Linked DNA regions of Homo sapiens: region 2 is linked to region 1. Evidence: read pairs that join two places in POLR2A ChIA-PET (ENCODE). Cell type or tissue: HepG2. All regions are shown on one strand. Links, peaks and the distances in the headings refer to the core of each region. The heading gives the core; the rest is flanking DNA. Region 1 holds the start of OSTCP2 (oligosaccharyltransferase complex subunit pseudogene 2). Region 2 overlaps NUDC (nuclear distribution C, dynein complex regulator).

The links. ChIA-PET counts read pairs that join two places held together with the same protein. Peaks named below come from ENCODE experiments on the same cell type or tissue, not always from the same donor. Only the 100,000 strongest peaks of a DNase experiment are listed, where the experiment ranks them.
Region 2: POLR2A ChIA-PET joins it to region 1 with 23 read pairs; 8 of 35 experiments call an interaction of 5 or more read pairs at or near these places.

What each region holds. Positions count from the first base shown.
Region 1 is chr1:26,983,494-26,993,100 of GRCh38, forward strand. It overlaps OSTCP2 (oligosaccharyltransferase complex subunit pseudogene 2), which reads right to left and starts at 2,850. Exons shown (of 1, transcript XM_047437145.1): 1 at 2,264-2,850. The coding sequence starts at 2,847. The coding sequence ends at 2,404. It also overlaps the pseudogene RPL32P6. RefSeq lists enhancers at 7,185-7,479, 9,057-9,558, 9,559-9,607. In HepG2, for the core only: a CTCF peak has its summit at 8,312; DNase peaks (open chromatin) are centred at 7,178 and 8,098; H3K4me3 peaks cover 1,602 bases.
Region 2 is chr1:26,932,646-26,942,252 of GRCh38, forward strand. It overlaps NUDC (nuclear distribution C, dynein complex regulator), which reads left to right. Exons shown (of 9, transcript NM_006600.4): 3 at 8,812-9,015; 4 at 9,108-9,173. Among named protein-coding and RNA genes, the nearest start is that of NUDC, 16 kb to the left of the region's middle. RefSeq lists silencers at 26-75, 166-215. In HepG2, for the core only: no CTCF peak of the experiment used is centred there; a DNase peak (open chromatin) is centred at 5,696.

The DNA.
Region 1 (9,607 bases), core at 6,726-9,225:
GTAATGCTTCAAGGGAGAGAAGGTATAATTTCTACTTATCAGAAACGTGATAAGTTTCTCTTCCTCGGGGCTGTCTACAGAAGTGGGAGCCATCTTCTCAGCAGCATGGTCACCCTCACACCCCTCAGGAAGCCAAGATCATCAAAAAGAGGACCAAGAAGTTCATGTGGCATCGTGAACAGTCTGATGGATGGAGCAGACTGTTAAGTGAAAATTAAGTGTAACTGACAGAAACCTAGTGTTATTGGCAGTAGGGTACAGAGAAGATTCAAGGGCCAAATCTTGATGCCCAGCATTGGGCATAGGCAGAACAAGAAAACCAGGCACATGCTGCCCTGTGGGTTCTGGAAGTTCCTGGTCCACAATGTCAAGGAGCTGGAAGTGCTGCTGATGTGCAGCAAATCTTACTGTGCTGAGACTGCTCGCAATGTTTCCTCCAAGAACCACAAAACCTGAGTGGAAAGAGCAGCATAACTAGCCCCCAGAGTCTCCAACCCCAATTCCAGGCTGCACAGCAAAGAAAATGAATAGACGGCTCACGTGCATGCATGCCTGATTCATGTTTAAATAAAACCACGAAAACTGCAAAAAAAAAAGTAACACCAAAAATGTGATGAAGCATCAAAAGCATGTGGAACCTGCTACCGCCACTGTGAACACAAGTCATAGCCTTTTATTCTAGGAATAATAACTAGGGCAAAGCTTTCTTCACAAGAGAAATCAAACACAGAGAAATCTGGGCTCCCTGTATAGAGCAGCAGCATAGATGGATTGTAGTGCTGTTGACTGAGATGACATTGACACGGCAGTTGTGCCTTCCTGAGGAAGACATCCAGTCCCCTATCCAAGTAATTGGCACCCACACCAACATTTTGTTCATGTCTTATTTAGGAATCCAGAGGCCTCATTTCAAAAAAAATTTTTTCGAAACAGGGTCTTACTGTGTTGCCCAGGCTGGAGAGCAGTGGCACAATCTCGGCTCACTGCAGCCTCGACCTCCTGAGCTCAAGCGATCCTCCCACCTCAGCCTCCTGAGTAGCTGGGGCTACAGCCATGTGCAACCATGCCCAGCTAATTCTTAAATGTTTTTGTAGAGACGGGGTCTCCCTATGTTACCCACGCTGACCTCAAATTCCTGGGCTTAAGTGATTTTCCTGCTGCAGCCTCCCAAAGTGCTGAGATTACAAGCACGAGCCACCGCGCCCGGCTTCCAGAGGCCTCATTTTACAAATGCAGGAACAGAGTCAGAGAGGTGAAGGAGAGTGCTCAGGTCCACACAGTGAATTAAGCCCAAGTCTTCTGGCTTCTAGGAAAGATTTCTTTATTCTTTTCTTTTCTTTTTGAGATGGAGTCTTGCTCTGTCACCCAGGCTGGAGTGCAGTGGCACAGTCTTGATCTCAGCTCACGACAACCTCTGCCTTCCGGGTTCAAGCGTTTCTCCTGCCTCAGCCTCCCGAGTAGCTGGGACTCTAGGCGTGTGCCACCATGCCCAGCTAATTTTTGTATTTTTAGTAGAGATAGGGTTTTACCGTGTTGGTCAGGCTGGTCTCGAACTCCTGACCTTGTGATCTGCCTGCCTTGGCTTCCCAAAGTGCTGGTATTACAGGTGTGAGCCACCACGCCCAGTGGAAAGATTTCCCTAAGCCCTAATTGATATAAAAGCTTTTTGTTTGTTTGTTTGTTTGTTTGAGACAGAGTCTCACTCTGTCACCCAGGCTGGAGTGCAGTGGTGCGATCTCGGCTCACTACAACCTCCACCTCCCGGGTTCAAGTGATTCTCCTGCCTCAGCCTCTCGAGTAGCTGGGATTACAGTGTGCACCCTTGCACCCAGCTTTTTTGTTTTTAATTAGAAAAAGTATTTGTTTCTGCTCCTTTCATACATCTTATTGTTCAGGAAAGTCTTACATACAATTCTGAAATAATCTACCATCACACACTCTAGTTAAAGTGAAGCACCATAGATAAAGCTGATCAGCTGTCCAGAGTTCTCAGTTTATGTAATCTTGCTTCTTGATTTTATGTTAATTTCTGAAAATCAGAAATGTCATCTCTAAAAAATGGTAAGGGGGTTGTAAAAAATAATCACTTTACTTGATATTATAGTTGAGATATAGAGTATATTTTCTTTAAGAAATGAAAAACTAAGAAGAAAATGCCACTCAACATCGTTGGTACAGCAATAGGTCAGCAGGAAAAAAAAATACTGTGATAAACTTGTCTCTTTAATACCAAGAAGAAATTCTAATCCAAGCTTCAATATGCTTCCTGTTTTTTCACTAGAAGTTTCTTTTACTGCTGCTCTTCATTCTTTTCCACATTTCATATTAGAGGATTGGTACAGCCTTTAAAACTTCATTGACAAGAAAAAATCCAGTATCCACTGATTTCTTCTCAAAGGCACTCTAACCCATCAGATAGCTCGGCAGTTTCATTCTCATGAATACTCTAGCCATGAAAATACTCAATAGAACACAGACAAATCCAATGAATAGAAGAAGAAATCTATTGAGTTTTGGGATATTTGGTGCATTCAATTGGTCCAGGATTATGAAACCTAAACCTCCCATTGTAAACAGGAAGCTGGATGCAAGTCCTTCCATAATATATTGTCCATTTACTCTATAGGCAAAGAAAGCTACTGGCCTCTGATGCCCATGTTCATCAGTCATAGAGCCAACACTTGGAGGTTCAACAATAACATCATAAATGATTCCTCCGGTAATGAGGAAGACACCACCACCAGAGCATACAGTCATGGCCGACAGCATGTGCAGCCAGGGCGGCTTCTTCAGCTTCAGGTTAGGACATTCAAGCACTAAGAACAGGACATGGTACAAAATCTCCATGTTGGTTGCATAAAGGCAAAAGCTCTTTATTTTATTTTATTTATTTATTTATTTATTTATTTATTTATTATTATTTTGGAGACGGAGTTTCACTCTGTCATCCAGGCTGGAGTGCAGTGGTGCAATCTCAGCTCACCGCAATCTCCGCCTCCCAGGTTCAAGAGATTCTCCTGCCTCAGCTTCCCAAGTAGCTGGGACTACAGGCATGCACCACCATGCCCGGCTAATTTTTGTATTTTTAGTAGAGATGGGGTTTCACCACATTGACCAGGCTGATCTTGAACTCCTGATCTCAGGTGATCCACCTGCCTCGCCCTCCCAAAGTGCTGGGATTACAGGTGTGAGCCACCGTGCCTGACCCATATAAAAGCTCTTGATATAACAATGGAGAGAAAGGAGCAAGGAGGAGAAGAAGAATGAGGAAGCATTGAATCAGGTGTTCACTGGCAGGCAGGAACACTGACAGGTGTGTAGGGCAACCAGAGACCTTGTGGGGAGGGCAGGGGAGTCTGTTAAGGAAAGGGAAGGTGGAGGCTGGGGCCTGACTGGGTTATTTTCGGAGCTGCTATCTTTGTCTGCATCTGCTAAATTATTAAACTGAGATCACTTCCTAGAGGGTGCCAGGCCAGGTTGCCAGGGAGAGGCTGAAAGGGAGAGGTTGGATCTCTTAGCAGAGGACTCAAATATTCTAGGCTGGGATGGACATATACTCCTCAGGCCTTGACCCCTTCCCCACCCCACTCTCAGCTAATGGAGGGGATTGGGGATCCTGCTTGGGGCCACAGCCACAGTCACTGTCCCCTCCACAAGGCTGTCTCTTCTGGCTGCTGTCCTGGAGGCAATAGATACATACTGGACCAGACTCTGGAACCTGGTCCCATCTCAGCTGCCTCTTCTCTTTCAGGGTCTCAAACTCAGGCCACAGGTTTTGAGTCAGATAGATACGACCAGATATGACCATAGATATGTGAGATCTTGGGCATATCCTTGCATGAGTCAATGTCCTTGTCTATGCCATAGATATTAGCCGTTCCACTTCTCAGATGAAAACCCTGACGTTCAGAGAACAAAGGTGCCTCTCTCAGGGTTGCATAGCTAGAAAAGGACTGAACTTCGATTCAAACATAAGTCTTTCTGATTTCAGGCTCCTTTCCTCTATTCTTTCTTTTTTAAATTTTTTTGAGATGGAGTTTCGCTCTTGTTGCCCAGGCTGGAGTGCAATGATGTGATTTCGGCTCACTGCAACCTCTCCCTCCTGGGTTCAAGAAATTCTGCCTCAGCCTCCCAAGTAGTTGAGATTACAGGCGTGCGCCACCACACCTGGCTAATTTTGTATTTTTAGTACAGATGGTGTTTCACCATGTTGGTCAGGCTGGTTTTGACCTCCTGACCTCAAGTGATCCACCTGCTTCGGCCTCCCAAAGTGCTGGGATTACAGGCGTGAGCCACCACGCCCAGGCTTTTTCTTTTCTTCTTCTTCTTGTTTTCTTTCTTTTTTTTTTTTTAAAGATACAGGGTCGGCTGGGTGAATACTAAGAATACAAAAATTAGCCAGGTGTCGTGGCGGGCGCCTGTAATCCCAGCTGCTCAGGAGGCTGAGGCAGGAGAATTGCTTGAACCTGGGAGGCGGAGGTTGCAGTGAGTTGAGATCGCACCATTGCACTCCAGCCTGGGTGACACAGTGAGACTCCATCTCAAAAAAAAAAAAAAAAAAAAGAGAGAGAGAGGGTCTTTCTGTGTCTCCCAGGCCAGAGTACAGTGGTGCAGACGCTGCTCACTGCAGCCTCAAACTCCTGGGCTCAAGGGGTCCTCCTGCCTCAGCCTCCCATGTAGCTACAGGCGTGCACCACCAAATCTGGCTAATTTTTTAAATTTTTCATAGAGACAGAGAGTCTTGCTATGTTGCCCAGGCTGGTCTCAAACTCCTGGACTGAAGCAATCCTCCCATCTTGGCCTCCCAAAGTACAGGATTATAGGCACGAACCACTGTGCTTGGCCTATTATTTTTATTTTTTGAGATGAGGTCTTGCTCTGTCACCCAGGCTGGAGTGCAGTGGCAAGAGACAGCTCACTGCAGCCTCGACTTCCTGGGCTCAAGCGATCCTCCCACCTCAACCTCCTGAATAGCTGGGACTACAGGCATGCACCACCATGCCCAGGTAATTTATTTTTATTTTTCATAGAGATGAGGTCTCACCATATTGCCCAGGCTGGTCTTGAACTCCTAGTTGCTCAAGTGATCCTCCTGCCTCAGTCTCCCAAAGTGCTGGGATTACAGGCATAAGCCACCTTGCCTGACAGCCTATTCTTTTTCAGTATTTTAGTATTTTATCTGTCTTCCAGATTTTCTACAAAAGGAATGTACTCTATAACTTTTATAAAGATCAGAAAAACACAATAATCATTACAGTTATGGATGGATTTCTTCATTCCAGGTGTTGTGTTTGCTGGGCTGGATGTGCACTAATAGGTGGTAGACTGTGGCTCCTATCCACTCCGAGAGTGTGGTGCTCAGGCCAGTTAAGAAAGCTGACAAGAAGCTGGGCACAGTGGCTGACGCCTGTAATCCCAGCACTTTGGGAGGCAGAGGCGGGCGGATCGCTGGAGGTTGGGAGTTCGAGACCAGCCTGATCAACCTGGAGAAACCCTGTCTGTACTAAAAATACAAAATTAGCCAGGCGTGGTGGCTCATGCCTGTAATCCCAGCTATGCGGGAGGCTGAGGCAGGAGAATCGCTTGAATCTGGGAGGCGGACGTTGTAATGAGCTGAGATTGCACCACTGCCCTCCAGCCTGGGCAACAAGAGCAAGACTCCGTCTCAGAAAAAATAAATAAATAAATAAATAAATAAATAAAATAAAAAAGAATAAATGAATGAATGGAGAAGGGAACTCTCCATTCTCAGCAAGCTCTACCCTTGTGTTTTCTTTTCTTTCTTTCTTTCTTTTTTTTGAGACGGAGTCTCTCTCTGTTGCCCAGACTGGAGTGCAGTGGCGCAATCTCAGCTCATTGCAACCTCTCCCTCCTGGGTGCAAGCAATTCTCTGTCTCAGCCTCCCCAGTAGCTGGGATTACAGGTACCCGCCACCATGCCCGGGTAACTTTTTTGTATTTTTAGTAGAGATGTTTCACCATCTTGGCCAGGCTGATCTTGAACTCCTGACCTCGTGATCCACCCGCCTCTGCCTCCCAAAGTGCTGGGAATACAGAAGTGAGCCACCGCACCCGGCCTACCCTTGTGTTATTTTTATTTTTCTTCCTTCCTTCCTTCCTTCTTTCCTACCTTCTCTCTCTCTCTCTCTCTTTCCTTCCTTCCTTCCTTCCTTCCTTCCTTCCTTCCTTCCTTCTTTCTTTCTTTCTTCTTTTAATGGAGTCTTGCTCTGTTGCCCAAACTGGAGTGCAGTGGTGTGATCTTGGTTCACTGCAATCTCCGCCTCCTGGGTTCAAGTGATTCTGCTTCAGCCTCCCGAGTAGCTGGAATTATGGGCATGCACCACTACACCCGGTTAATTTTTCTTTTCTTTTCTTTTCTTTTCTCTTCTCTTCTCCTCTTCTCTCCTCTCTCTCTCTCTCTCTCTCTCTCTCTCTGTCTCCCCCCACCCCCGTCTCTCTCTCTCTCTCTCTTTCTTTTTTTTTTTGATATGGTGTCTTGCTCCTGTTGCCGAGGCTGGAGTGCAGTAGCGCAATCTCAGCTCACTGCAACCTCTGCCTCCCAGGTTCAAGCAATTCTCCTGCCTCAGCCTCCTGAGTAGCTGGGATTACAGATGTGCACCACCACGCCTGGCTAATTTTTGTATTTGTATTTGTATTTATTTATTTATTTATTGAGATGGAGTCTCGCTCTGTCGCCAGGCTGGAGTGCAGTGCCATGATCTCAGCTCACTACAACCTCCGCCTCCCGGGTTCAAGCGATTCTCCTGCCTCAGCCTCCTGAGAAGTCAGGACTACAGGCTTGCCCCACCACGCCCAGCTAATTTTTTGTATTTTTAGTAGAGGTGGGGTTTCATCATGTTGGCCAGGATGGTCTTGATCTCTTGGCCTCATCATCCACCCACCTCGGCCTCCCAAAGTGCTAGGATTACAGGTGTGAGCCACCGTCCCTGGCCATATTTTTGTATTTTTAGTAGAGATGGGGTTTCACCACATTGGCCAGGCTGGTCTTGAACTCCTGATCTCAGGTGATCCATCTGCCTCAGCCTCCCAAAGTGCTGGGATTACAGGCGTGAGCCACTGTGCACGGCCTAAATTTTTCAATTCAGACAAATGTTTATTGAGTGCTTTATGGGGCCAGGCACTCTGCTTGACTTCAGGGGATTCTAGTGATAAGCAAAACCAGTCAAGGGGGAGAGACTATTAATAATTAAACAATAAACAAATACATACATATGACTCATAGGAAATACCACAGAGGATAGCAACAGGGAGCATTGTCAGAGAACAGGGAGGTAAGGAGTGACCACGGAGTGGGTCATATCTGTGTTTGAATTCTTGCTTGGCCATTTACCTGCTGTGTGAACTTGGGCAAGCCTCTTCACTTCTCTGGACTTTGGTTTCTCATCAGGAAGAGACGGCTATCAATCTCCCTTTCTTAGGGATGATATCACGAGACAGAGAACATTCATTCCTTCAATAAATATATACTGTGCATCTTCTCCCACTCAGATAAATTACTTGCCCAAGGTCACCCAGATGGGCAGTGTGTGTTGGTTTTCAACCCGGGTCTGACTGGTTCTCTGGATCTGGCCAGTGGTTGGGGGTGGAGATAAGTCCTAGTCTTCTTCCCCTGAATCAGTCCTTGAGGAGTTGGGAGCAGTGATCTGCCTCATGAAGGCAAAACACCTGTCCATCTCCCCACCACCATGGCAATGAGGGGCTTCTGCCCTGAGAAAGACCTATGATTGCATGACACAAAAGAGACTGTTCAAAGGGACACCATCATTCAGCAGGGCAAGCCTCCTTGCTGGGGGCAACCTGGTAGCTCCTGAGCCTCCCTCATCTTCACTGAGCCCCTCCAACTCTCTGAGTTCCCATGCCCCTCACTGAACCTCCCTTCCCCCATGGCGAGCCTCCGCCAGCACCTTTGCACACACTCAGCCCCTTCCCCCTACTGAGCCCCAGCACAGTCACTGAACAGCTCTTCTTCCCCTCTGACTGAGTCATCCTCCCAAGCCCTCCCCTTCCCCTCACTGAGTCTCCACCACCCCTGGTCACTGGGCACCCTGCTTCTGACCTCCTCCCTCCCCCAACCCCTCCACCCTTCCTCTTCACTGAGCCTGGCGCCTCTCACCCACCCGCCTTCCTCTCCCAGCCGCTTCTGAGCTGCCTCTTTGGAGCCCAACTGTCTCGCCCACGAGTCCCCATCACTCAGTCTCACTCACTCTAAGACACCTGAAAGCAGTTAGAGAACATGTGTTCATGGGGGGAGGATGAGGCTCTATCATCATCCTGCACATCATGCAAGCACGCCATCTGCCTCCTCTTCAGGCTTCAGCAGTCACACTGGCCATACCTTCCGCAGGTCCTCCTGAGCCCAGGGTCTGCTGCAGTCCTTCCCAATCGGGTTCAGAGCTGGTTTCTGGACCCCTGGCCCTTGCCCCCACCCACCACAGAGACCTCCCATCTCTGATGCCACCTTCAAGTAGATGGAAACTGAGGCAGGCCCATGGTGTCTGAGCCAGTGTTTGGTATGGCAGGGTCATTTCTGTTGGGGGAAAAGTGGGCAGGGTTCCATTCTATCATTTTGTCAGGGCCAGATGAGAAGTGTCAGATAAAGTCCCACATAAAGAACGTCCCTCCACCAAGAGGACTAGACCCAGGTATCTGAGCCCCCAGAGGGCATGAATGGCTGAGCTCGTGCATTTCTGTCCAGATTCAAAAATCTGGATTCAGCCACCAGTCGTCAATAAGACATTGGGCAAAGCACTACTGCCCTTCAGGGTCTCAGTTTCCCCTTCTTTATTTTTTATTTTTATTTATTTTTTGAGACTGAGTCTTGCTCTGTCGCCCAGGCTGGAGTACAGTGGCACAATCTCTGCTCACTGCAACCTCTGCCTCCCGAATTCAAGCGATTCTCCTCCCTCAGCCTGCTGAGTAGCTGGAACTACAGAGGTGCGCCACCACACCTGGCTAATTTTTTTGTATTTTCAGTAGAGACAGGGGTTTCACCATGTTGGCCAGGCTGGTCTAGAACTCCTGACCTTAGGTGATCCACCCACCTCGGGCTCGCAAAGTGGTGGCGGAGCCACCGCGCCCCGCCAGTCAGTTCCCCGCCCCCGCACACCCCCCTTCCCCCTTCCCGCCCCCGGCTTTTTTTTTTTTTTTTTTTTGAGACGGAGTCTTGCTCTGTCGCCCAGGCTGGAGTTCAATGGCGCGATCTTGGCTCACTGTAGCCTCCGCCTCCCAGGTTCAAGCGATTCTCCTGCCTCAGCCTACCGAGTAGTTGGGATTACAGGCGCCTACCACGACGACCGGCTAATTTTTTTCTATTTTTAGTAAAGATGGGGTTTCGCCATGTTGCTCAGGCTGGTCTTGAACTCCTGGCCTCAGGTGATCCGACCGCCTTGACCTCCCAAAGTGCTGGGATTACAGGCGTGAGCCACCGCGCCCGGCCAGTTTCCCCCTCTTTAAAATGTGTAGGAACACCGGCTGGGAGGAGTAAACACGAGCCGGGGCAGGGAAAGAACTTTGCACACCGTGGGGTCCGGGGCTCCTCTGTGATGCCACCAAGGTTTGCAGGCTCAGCGGCAGCGCTGAGGTATTTG
Region 2 (9,607 bases), core at 4,681-7,180, 53 kb before region 1:
AGTTCAGTAGTGTTAAGTGAACTTACACTAAGAAACATATTTGTAAGACCTCTTTGCATCTTAGGGAACTGAAACCCTGTACCCATTAAGCAACTTCGCTTTGTTCCCTCCCCTACCTCCTGGTAACTGCTGTTCTGTTTTCTGTGTAGGTTGACTACTGTAGATACTTCATATAAATGGAATCATACAATATGTATGTCTTTGTGACTGGCTTATTTCGTTTAATGTAATGTCCACAGATTTATCCACATTGTAGCATGTGACAGGATTTCCATCCCCTTTAAGGCTGAATAATATTCCATTATATGTATATATCACAATTTTTTTTTTTCTTTTTGAGACAAGTCTTGCTCTGTTTCTTGCCCACGCTGGAGTGCAGTGGCACGATCTTGGCTCACTGCAACCTCAGCCTCCCGAGTACCTGGGACTACAGGCACACGCCACCACGCCCGGCTAATTTTTGTATTTTTATTAGAGTCGGGGTTTTACCATATTGGTCAGGCTGGTCTTGAACTCCTGACTTCGTGATCTGCCTGGCTCGGCCTCCCAAAGAGCTGGGATTACAGGCTTGACCACCGCGCCCGGCCACAATTTTTTTTTTTAAATCTATTCTTCTGCTGATGGACTTTTGGGTTGCTTTCACCCCTTGGTTATTGTGCATAGTACTTTTGTGAACATAGGTGCACAAATCTTTTGAGATTCTATTTTCAATTCTTGCAGGTGTTACTCGGCAGTGTAATCTATTGGATCATATGGTAGTTTTTGTTTTTGTTTTTGTTTTTGTTTTAAGACAGTATTACTCTTGTTGCCCAGGCTGGAGTGCAATGATGCAATCTCGGCTCACTGCAACCTCTGCCTCCTGGGTTCAAGCGATTCTCCTGCCTCAGCTTCCTGAGTAGCTGGGATTACAGGCACCTGCCACCACACCTGGCTAATTTTTGTATTTCTATTAGAGACGGGGTTTCACCATGTTGGCCAGGTTGGTCTCAAACTCCTGACCTCAGGTGATCCACCCGCCTCGGCCTCCCAAAGTGCTGGGATTACAGGTTTGAGCCACTGCATCCAGCCAGTTTTTAGTTTTTTTAGGAAATGCCATGATCTTTTCCATAGCAGATGCACCATTTGACACTACCACTAATAGTACATGAGGATTCTGTATTAGTCTGTTCTCATGCTGCTATGAAGGAATACCCCAGACTGGGTAATTCATAAAGAAAAGAGGATTACGGCTGGGCACGGTGGCTCACGCCTGTAATCCCACCACTTTGGGTGGCCAAGGTGGGCAGATCACGAGGTCAGGAGATCAAGAACATCCTGGCCAACATGGTGAAACCCCAGCTCTCCTAAAAATACAAAAATTAGCTGGGTGTGGTGGCGTGTGCCTGTATTCCCAGCCACTTAGGAGGCTGAGGCAAGAGAATCGCTTAAACGTGGGAGGCAGAGGTTGCAGTGAGTCGAGATTGTGCTATGGCACTCCAGCCTGTCGAGAGAGCGAGACTCCGTCTCAAAGAAGAAAAAAAAGAGGTTTAATTGACTCAGAGTTCTGCATGACCGGGGAGGCCTCAGGAAACTTAAAATCATGGAAGAAGGCATTTCTTCACAGATTGGCAGGAGAGAGAATGAGTGCCAGCAGAAGAAATGCCAGACGCTAATAAAACCATCAGATCTTGTGAGAACTCACTCGTATCATGAGAACAGCATGGGGGAAACCATCCTGGTGATTCAGTTACCTCCACCTGGTACTGCCTTTGACATGTGGGAATTACAATTCAAGGTGAGATTTGGGTGGGGAAACAGAGCCAAACGGTATCATTCTGCCCCTGGTACCCCCGCCAAATCTCATGTCTTCACATTTCAAAACACAATCATGCCCTTCCAACAGCCCCACAAAGTCTTAATTCATTTCTGCATTAACCCATAAGTCCCAGTCCAAAGCTCATCTGTGACAAGGTATTACTTCGTTCTCATGCTGCTGTGAAGAAATACCCAAGACTGGGTAATTTATAAAGGACAGAGGTTTTTTTTTTTTTTTGAGATGGAGTCTCGCTCTGTCGCCCGGGCTGGAGTGCAGTGGTGCAATCTGGGCTCACTGCAAGCTCCGCCTCCTGGGTTCACGCCATTCTCCTGCCTCAGCCTCCAGTAGCTGGGACTACAGGCACCCCCCACCATGCCCGGCTAATTTTTTGTGTTTTTAGTAAAGACGGGGTTTCACCGTGTTAGCCAGGATGGTCTCGATCTCCTGGCCTCGTGATCCACTTGCCTTGGCCTCCCAAAGTGCTGGGATTACAGGCGTGAACCACCGCGCCCGGCCAGGACAGGTTTTTTTGTTTTTGTTTTTTGTTTTTTTTTCTTTTGAGACAGAGTCTCGCTCTGTCACCCAGGCTGGAGTGCAGTGGGGCGATCTCAGCTCACTGCAACCTCTGCCTCCTGGGTTCAAGCGATTCTCCTGCCTCAGCCTCCCAAGTAGCTGGGATTACAGGTGCCTGCCACCACGCCTGGCTAATTTTTGTATTTTTAGTAGAGACAGGGTTTCACTGTGTTGGCCAACCTGGTCTCGAACTCCTGACGTCAGGTGTTCCGTGCCCCCTTGGCCTCCCAAAGTGTTGGGATTACAGGCGTGAGCCACCGTGCCCAGCCGTAAACCTCTTTTCTTTATAAATTACCCAGTCTAGGGTATTCCTTCATAGCAGCATGAGAACAGACTAATACAGAACCCTCATGTACTATGGCCAGGAAAGAGGTTTAATTGACTCATAGTTCTGCATGGCTGAGGAAGCCTTAGGAAACTTACAGTCAGGGTGGAAGGTGAAGGGGAAGCAGGTACCACCTTTACAAGGTGGCAGGAAGGAGAAGTGCCAGGCAAAGGCGGAAAAGCCCCTTGTAAAATCATCAGATCTCATGATAACTCACTATCAAGAAAGCAGCATGGGGGTAGCCACCCCCATGATTCAAATTACCCCCCACCAGGTCCTTCCCATGACATGTGGGGATTATGGGAACTACAATTCAAGATGAGATTTGGGTGGGGACACAGAACTAGATGATATCATATATCATCTAGTCAAGACATTTGTCTTTTTTATTGGGTATTTGATTACGATTGTTTGATTCCTAATTCAAGTAAGGTTCACACTTTACACTGGGTGATAGAAACCTGTAAATTAAGAGACCTCAAACAAAGACAAAAACAAAAAATTAAGGGTCAGGCACAGTGGCTCAGGCCTGTAATCACAGCACTTTGGGAGGCTGAGGTGGTAGGATCACTTGAGCCCAGGAGTTGAAGACCAGCCTGGGTAATATAATGAGACTCCATCTCTACAAAAAAAAAATGTTTTGTTTTTTTTTGACTTGGAGTCTCTGGTGCTGAGGCGTGAGTGCAGTGGCATGATCTTGGCTCACTGCAGCCTCCGCCTCCTGAGTTCAAGCAGTTCTTCTGCCTCAGCCTCCCAAGTAGCTGGGATTACAGGCACCCACCACCACGCCCGGCTAATATATATATATATATATATATATATATATATTTTTTTTTTTTTTTTTTTTTTTTTTTTTTTTTTTTTTTTTGAGATGGAGTTTTGCTGTTGTTGCCCAGGCTGGAGTACGGTGTCCTGATCTCGGCTCACCACAACATCTGTCTCCTGGGTTCAAGCAATTCTCCTGCCTCAGCTTCCCAAGTAGCTGGGATTACAGGCATGCGCCACCACGCCCAGCTAATTTTTGTATTTTTAGTAGAGACAGGGTTTCTCCAAGTTGGTCAGGCTGGTCTTGAACTCCCGACCTCAGGTGATCCGCCTGCCTCGGCCTCCCAGAGTGCCTGGTTTACAGGTGTGAGCCACCGAGCCCAGCCTAATTTTTGTATTTTTAGTAGAGGCAGGGTTTCACCTTGTTGGCCAGGCTGGTCTCGAACTCCAGTGGTCTAAATCCTGACCTCAGGTGATCCACCCACCTTGGCCTCCCGAAGCGCTGGGATTACAGGCGTGAGTCACCCTACCTGGCCTACAAAAAAAAATTTTAAGATTTAAAAAATAAAACACAAGAGACCTCTTTTTTCCTTGCAATTTGTTTTTTGAATAAAGGGTCGTTTGTCCTGGCAAAGTTTCCCACAATCTGGATTTTGCGTATTGCATCCTAAGAATGGTTTTTACTCACAGCCGTTCTGACACCAAATGTGTGGGGTTTTTCCACCACTCGACGACCAGTTCTCCAGTTCTCTGGACACCAACTGGGTATCCTACAATTCAATTGAATTCTGACCGTAACTACCCAGAATTACTGCAGACTCCACAGGTTAAGGACTCAGTCCCATAAGACAGTGCCCACTTGACACACCAGTTATAAGTTCCAAATTGCCTCGTGTACTTCTGACCAACCAGCTGTAAACTGGGGTTTGCCATGACCACCTTTTCAGGTTTAATAATTTGCTAGAATGATTCAAAACTCAGGAAAGTGCTTTATTTACTGTTACTTGTTTATTATAAAAGACATAACTTCAGGAACAGCCAAATAGCTGTGTAGGGCTAGGTATGGGGGTGGGGCCTGGAGCCTCCGTACCCTCTCTGGGTGTGCCACCCTCCCGACACCTTGATGTGTTCACCACCCTAGAAACTCCAAACCCCATTGTTTAGGGGGGTTTTTGTTTTGAGACAGGTTCTCACTCTCACGCAGGTTGTAGTGCAGCGGCGCAATCTCGGCTCACTGTAACCTTCAGTTCACAGCAACCTCCGGCTCCCAGGCTCAAGCAGTCCTTCCATCTTAGCCTCCCGAGTAGCTGGGACTGCAGGCATATGCCACCGTGTCTGGCTAATATTTTCGTATTTTTGGTATAGACGGGGTCTCACCACGTTGCCCAGGCTGGTCTTAACCTCCTGAGCTCAAGCGATCTGCCCGCCTCGGCCTTTCCAAAGTGCTGGGATTACCGGTATGAGCCACTGTACCTGGTAAACTTAAATTATTTGCACAGATGTAGTTCCTCAGTGCACTAGCATTTTATTTATTTATTTTTATTTCTATTTATTTGTTTGTTTTTTTGAGACAGAGTCTTGCTCTGTCACCCAGGCTGGGGTGCAGTGATGTGATCATGGCTCACTGGAGTCTTGACCTCCCAGGCTCAAGCAATCCCCCTGCCTCAGTCTCTCGAGTAGCTGGAACTACAGGTACCACTACACTCAGCTAATTTTTGTATTTTTTATAGAGACAGGGTCTTCCTATGTTGCCCAGGCTGGTTTCAAACTCCTGGGCTCAAGTGATCTGTCTGCCTCTGCTTCCCAAAGTGCTGGGATTACAGATGGGAGCCCCCGTGCCCGACCTGGATTAGCATTTGAATAACAGCTATTTCATAAAATTCTTCTGCCTTCTGAAAAGTATTTGAGAAGGCTGGCATGGTGGCACATGCCTGTACTGTCCTGGGCCTCTTCTGGGGGAGAGTGACAGGCTTGGATTTAGAGCAGGCCCAGCCCTCCCCACCCTGGTTGGCTGTGGTTCCCAAAGATGTGTCCAGTGACCGAAGCTTGAGTCGGTGACAGCCTCTGGGTAAGCTTCCACAACCCTGGGGTTATCTGTCTGAGGCTGGGCCTAGGTCAGGCTGATGGGAGGATGGGTCAGAGGCTGCTGTGATTGGCCTTGACTCTGCCTGGTGGTTTAGCTCTGCCCTTGCTTAACCTCCAGGAGCTAGGAAGGAAGTACAAATGGGATGTGACATGATTCAGTGGAGCTGGGAGAGGGGAGGGCCCTGCTCCCACCTCCCTTTGGCCACTGGTTGGCAAATGCCTTTAGTTCAAGGTCTCTCTGATTAGGGACTTAGGACCAAGGCCTTGTGGTGGAACAGCCTCTGCTGGTGTAATTATGACCTATTGTTTCTACTGACAGCAGAATGGCCTCCCCTACCAGTTTAATTTGTGGTTTAGGGGGTACGTTTGGTGTTCTTTAACCTTGTAGAGTGTGGAGCTACTGTGGTGTGGCATGGGACAGGGGGTTTGGGCATAGCAGGAGAATTTGGCGTCAAATGGGTGAGAATCCACAGGGCATTTAGCAGAACCCCAGGTCTGGGGGCCCGTGGGTGACTTCTGTGACCTTGAGCCCCTGCAGAGCTTTCCCTGCAGTTCTGCCTTAGAGATGCTTGAAAGAGGGTTTATTGACCACTGATCACATGGCAAGTGCCCTGCAAGGCCTCTAGGGGTATGTGCGTATGTGTGCACATGCACACTGTGTATGGGTTGGCATTGAGTTGAGTGTCCTAAGGGTATGTTCCTGGCCAGAGGTGAAACTTTGACACTTGACTGGTCATGGAGGATGAATTGGTTTGCCAGGTGACCTGAGAATGGGGATGAGACATTCTAGGCAAAGAACAACACATGCCAAGATTGCTTTTATTTATTTTGAGACAGGGTCTCCCTCTGTTACCCAGGCTGGTGGCGCGATCTCTGCTCACTGCAACCTCTGCCTCCCGGGTTCAAGTGATTCCCCCACCTCAGCCTCCCAGGTAGCTGGGACTACTGGCGTGTGCCACCACACCGGGCTCATTTTTGGATTTTTAGTAGAGACAGGGTTTTACCATGTTGGCCAGGGTGGTCAAGAACTCCTGACCTCAGGTGATCTGCCCGCCTCAGCCTCAAGTGATCCACCTGCCTCATCTTCCCAAAGTGCTGGGATTACGGGCATGAGCCACCACACCTGGCCAAGACTGTTTTTAGAGATAATAACTTAGACCAGGCATAATGGCTTACACTTGTAATCCCAGCACTTTGGGAAGATGAGGCAGGTGGATCACTTGACCCAGGAGTTTGAGACCAGCCTGGGCAACATGGCAAAACCTTGTCTCTATAAAAAAATACAAAAATTAGCCAGGCATGGTGGCATGTACTTATAGTCCCAGCCACTGGGGAGGCTGAAGTGGGAGGATCACCTTAGCCCAGGGAGGTCGAATGCATTCCAGCCTGGGTGAGTGAGACCATGCCTCAAAAATAATAATAATAATAACAAGATAGAGGCACAGAGACATGACCTCAGGGTCACGCAGGTAAGAGTAGACCAGGAACTCAAATCTAGGTGTGATTTTGAAGTATGCATGGAAATTGGCCAGGAGGGCTTGTTAAAAATACAGATTGCCTGGCCATACCCCAGAATTTCTGATCCAGTAGATCTGGAGTGGGGCTTAAGATTTAGCGTTTCTAACAGGTTCCAGGTGATGCTGATGCTGCAGGTCAGGGGAACCCTGTGATGTGGACCTCACTAGGCTCTTGATTTGTGCTGTCATACTCAATCCTCATGACGGATAAGGAAACAGGCTTAGAAAGAGTCAAAGTTGTTCACTTGTCTAAGGCCAGGAGCCAAATAATGACAGGTGGCAATAGTATGGGTGGAGGGTTGTCCTTGGGTAGCAGGGAGGCTGGCTAGCACATCCTGGAGTGGAAACCTCCTGGGAAGGTGTAGTGGAGAAAAAGGATTTGAAGTTGATAGCTTGCTTGCTGGAGAGAGGGTGAACAGGCTCTTCCTTCAAGAAAGCTCCCTGGCTTTGACCTGGCGCGGTAGCTCATACCTATAATCCCAGCACTTTGACCGGGCACGGTGGCTCACACCTATAATCCCAGCACTTTGGGAGGCTGAGGCAGGCGGATCACTGGAGGTCAGGAGTTCGAGACCAGCCTGACCAACATGGAGAAACCCCATCTCTACTAAAAATACAAAATTAGCCAGGCGTGGTGGCACATGCCTATAATCCCAGCTACTCGGGAGGCTAAGGAAGGAGAATCACTTGAACCCGGGAGGCGGAGCTTGCAGTGAGCCAAGATCACGCCACTGCACTCCAGCCTGGGCAACAAGAGTGAAACTCCATCTCAAAAAAAAAAATTAAAAAAAAAAGCTCCCTGGCTTTCTGCTAACGTGTCCTTTTTGGGTGTGGTGTCAAGTCTTGCATAGCTGGACTGTGGTCTTGGAGACAGGATGCACTAAGAGTAAGAGTGATTAGTCAGAGGAGTGGGCCTGAGAACTCAGGAAAGGCTTGTGAGGGACTGAGGCTTGAGTTTTTACTTTAAACAGCGCCACTTTTTTTGTTTTGGTTTTTTTGAGACAGAGTCTCGCTTTGTCACCCATGCTGGAGTGCAGTGGCCTGATCTCAGCTCACTGCAACCTCCACCTCCCTAGTTCAAGCAATTCCCCTGCCTCAGCCTCCTGAGTAGCTGGGATTACAGGCGCACGCCACCGCGCCTGGCTAATTTTTTTGTATTGTTAGTAGAGACGGGGTTTCACCATGTTGGCCAGATTAGTCTCCAATTCCTTTATTTATTATTATTATTTTTTTTTGAGATGGAGTCTTGCTCTGTCACCAGGCTGGAGTGCAGTGGCACGATCTCTGCTCACTGCAACCTCTGCCTCCCAGGTTCAAGCGATTCTCCCACCTCAGCTTCTCGAGTAGCTGGGATTACAGGCCCCCGCCACCATGCCCAGCTTTTTTTTTTTTTTTTTTTTTTTTTGTATTTTTGGTAGAGACAGGGTTTCACCATGTTGGCCAGGATGGTCTTGACCTTGTGATCCACCCTCCTCAGCCTCCCAAAGTGCTGGGATTACAGGTGTGAGCCAGCGCGCCCGGCCAAGCATCACTTTTTAAAACAGCCAGTTTATTGAGACAGGTGCTTTGCAGGTATTGTCATTACAACCCTATGAGATAGATGTATTTTCCTCATTTTGCACATGAGGAAACCGAGTTTCTGGGTGCAGTGCTTTGCCCTTGCACCCAGCAGGTAGAGAGTGGGGCTGGACTCCAGGCTGTGGGACACTGTCCCCTGCTCTGATGCCTCATGGCCTTTCTTCCCTCTCCAGCTTATCACACAGACTTTCAGCCACCACAATCAGCTGGCACAGAAGACCCGGCGGGAGAAGAGAGCCCGGCAGGAGGCCGAGCGGCGGGAGAAGGCGGAGCGGGCGGCCAGACTGGCCAAGGAAGCCAAGTCAGAGACCTCAGGGCCCCAGATCAAGGAGCTAACTGATGAAGAGGCAGAGAGGCTGCAGCTAGAGATTGACCAGGTGAAGGGTGGGCTTCCCTTCTCCACCCCTCAGATCCCCCCTGGCACTGAGCAGTGGGGTCCTGTTGCCAACTGCTGTGCTCTTTGCCCCAGAAAAAGGATGCAGAGAATCATGAGGCCCAGCTCAAGAACGGCAGCCTTGACTCCCCAGGGAAGCAGGTGAGATGGACTGCAGGGACTTGGGATGAGCCAGGAGCTTGGAACTTACAGGAAATCTCCTGCCTACTGCTTTCTCTGGAATACCCTTCCTTATCCTATCCCCTCCCCTCCTGGCTTTGGGAATCTTCCCCATACTTTAAGATCACACTCAGAGACATTGAACCAAAGGATCCAGGTTAAAAAAATAAAAACCTGCCAGGCGCAGTGGCTCACACCTGTAATCCCAGCACTTTGGGAGGCCGAGGTGGGTAAATCACGAGGTCTGGAGTTCAAGACCAACTTGGCCAAGATGGTGAAACCCCATCTCTACTAAAAATACAAAAATTAGCCAGGCATGGTGGTGGGCGCCCGTAATCCCAGCTACTCGGGAGGCTGAGGCAGAGAATTGCTTGAACCCGGGAGGCGGAGGTTGCCATGAGCCGAGATCACGCCAC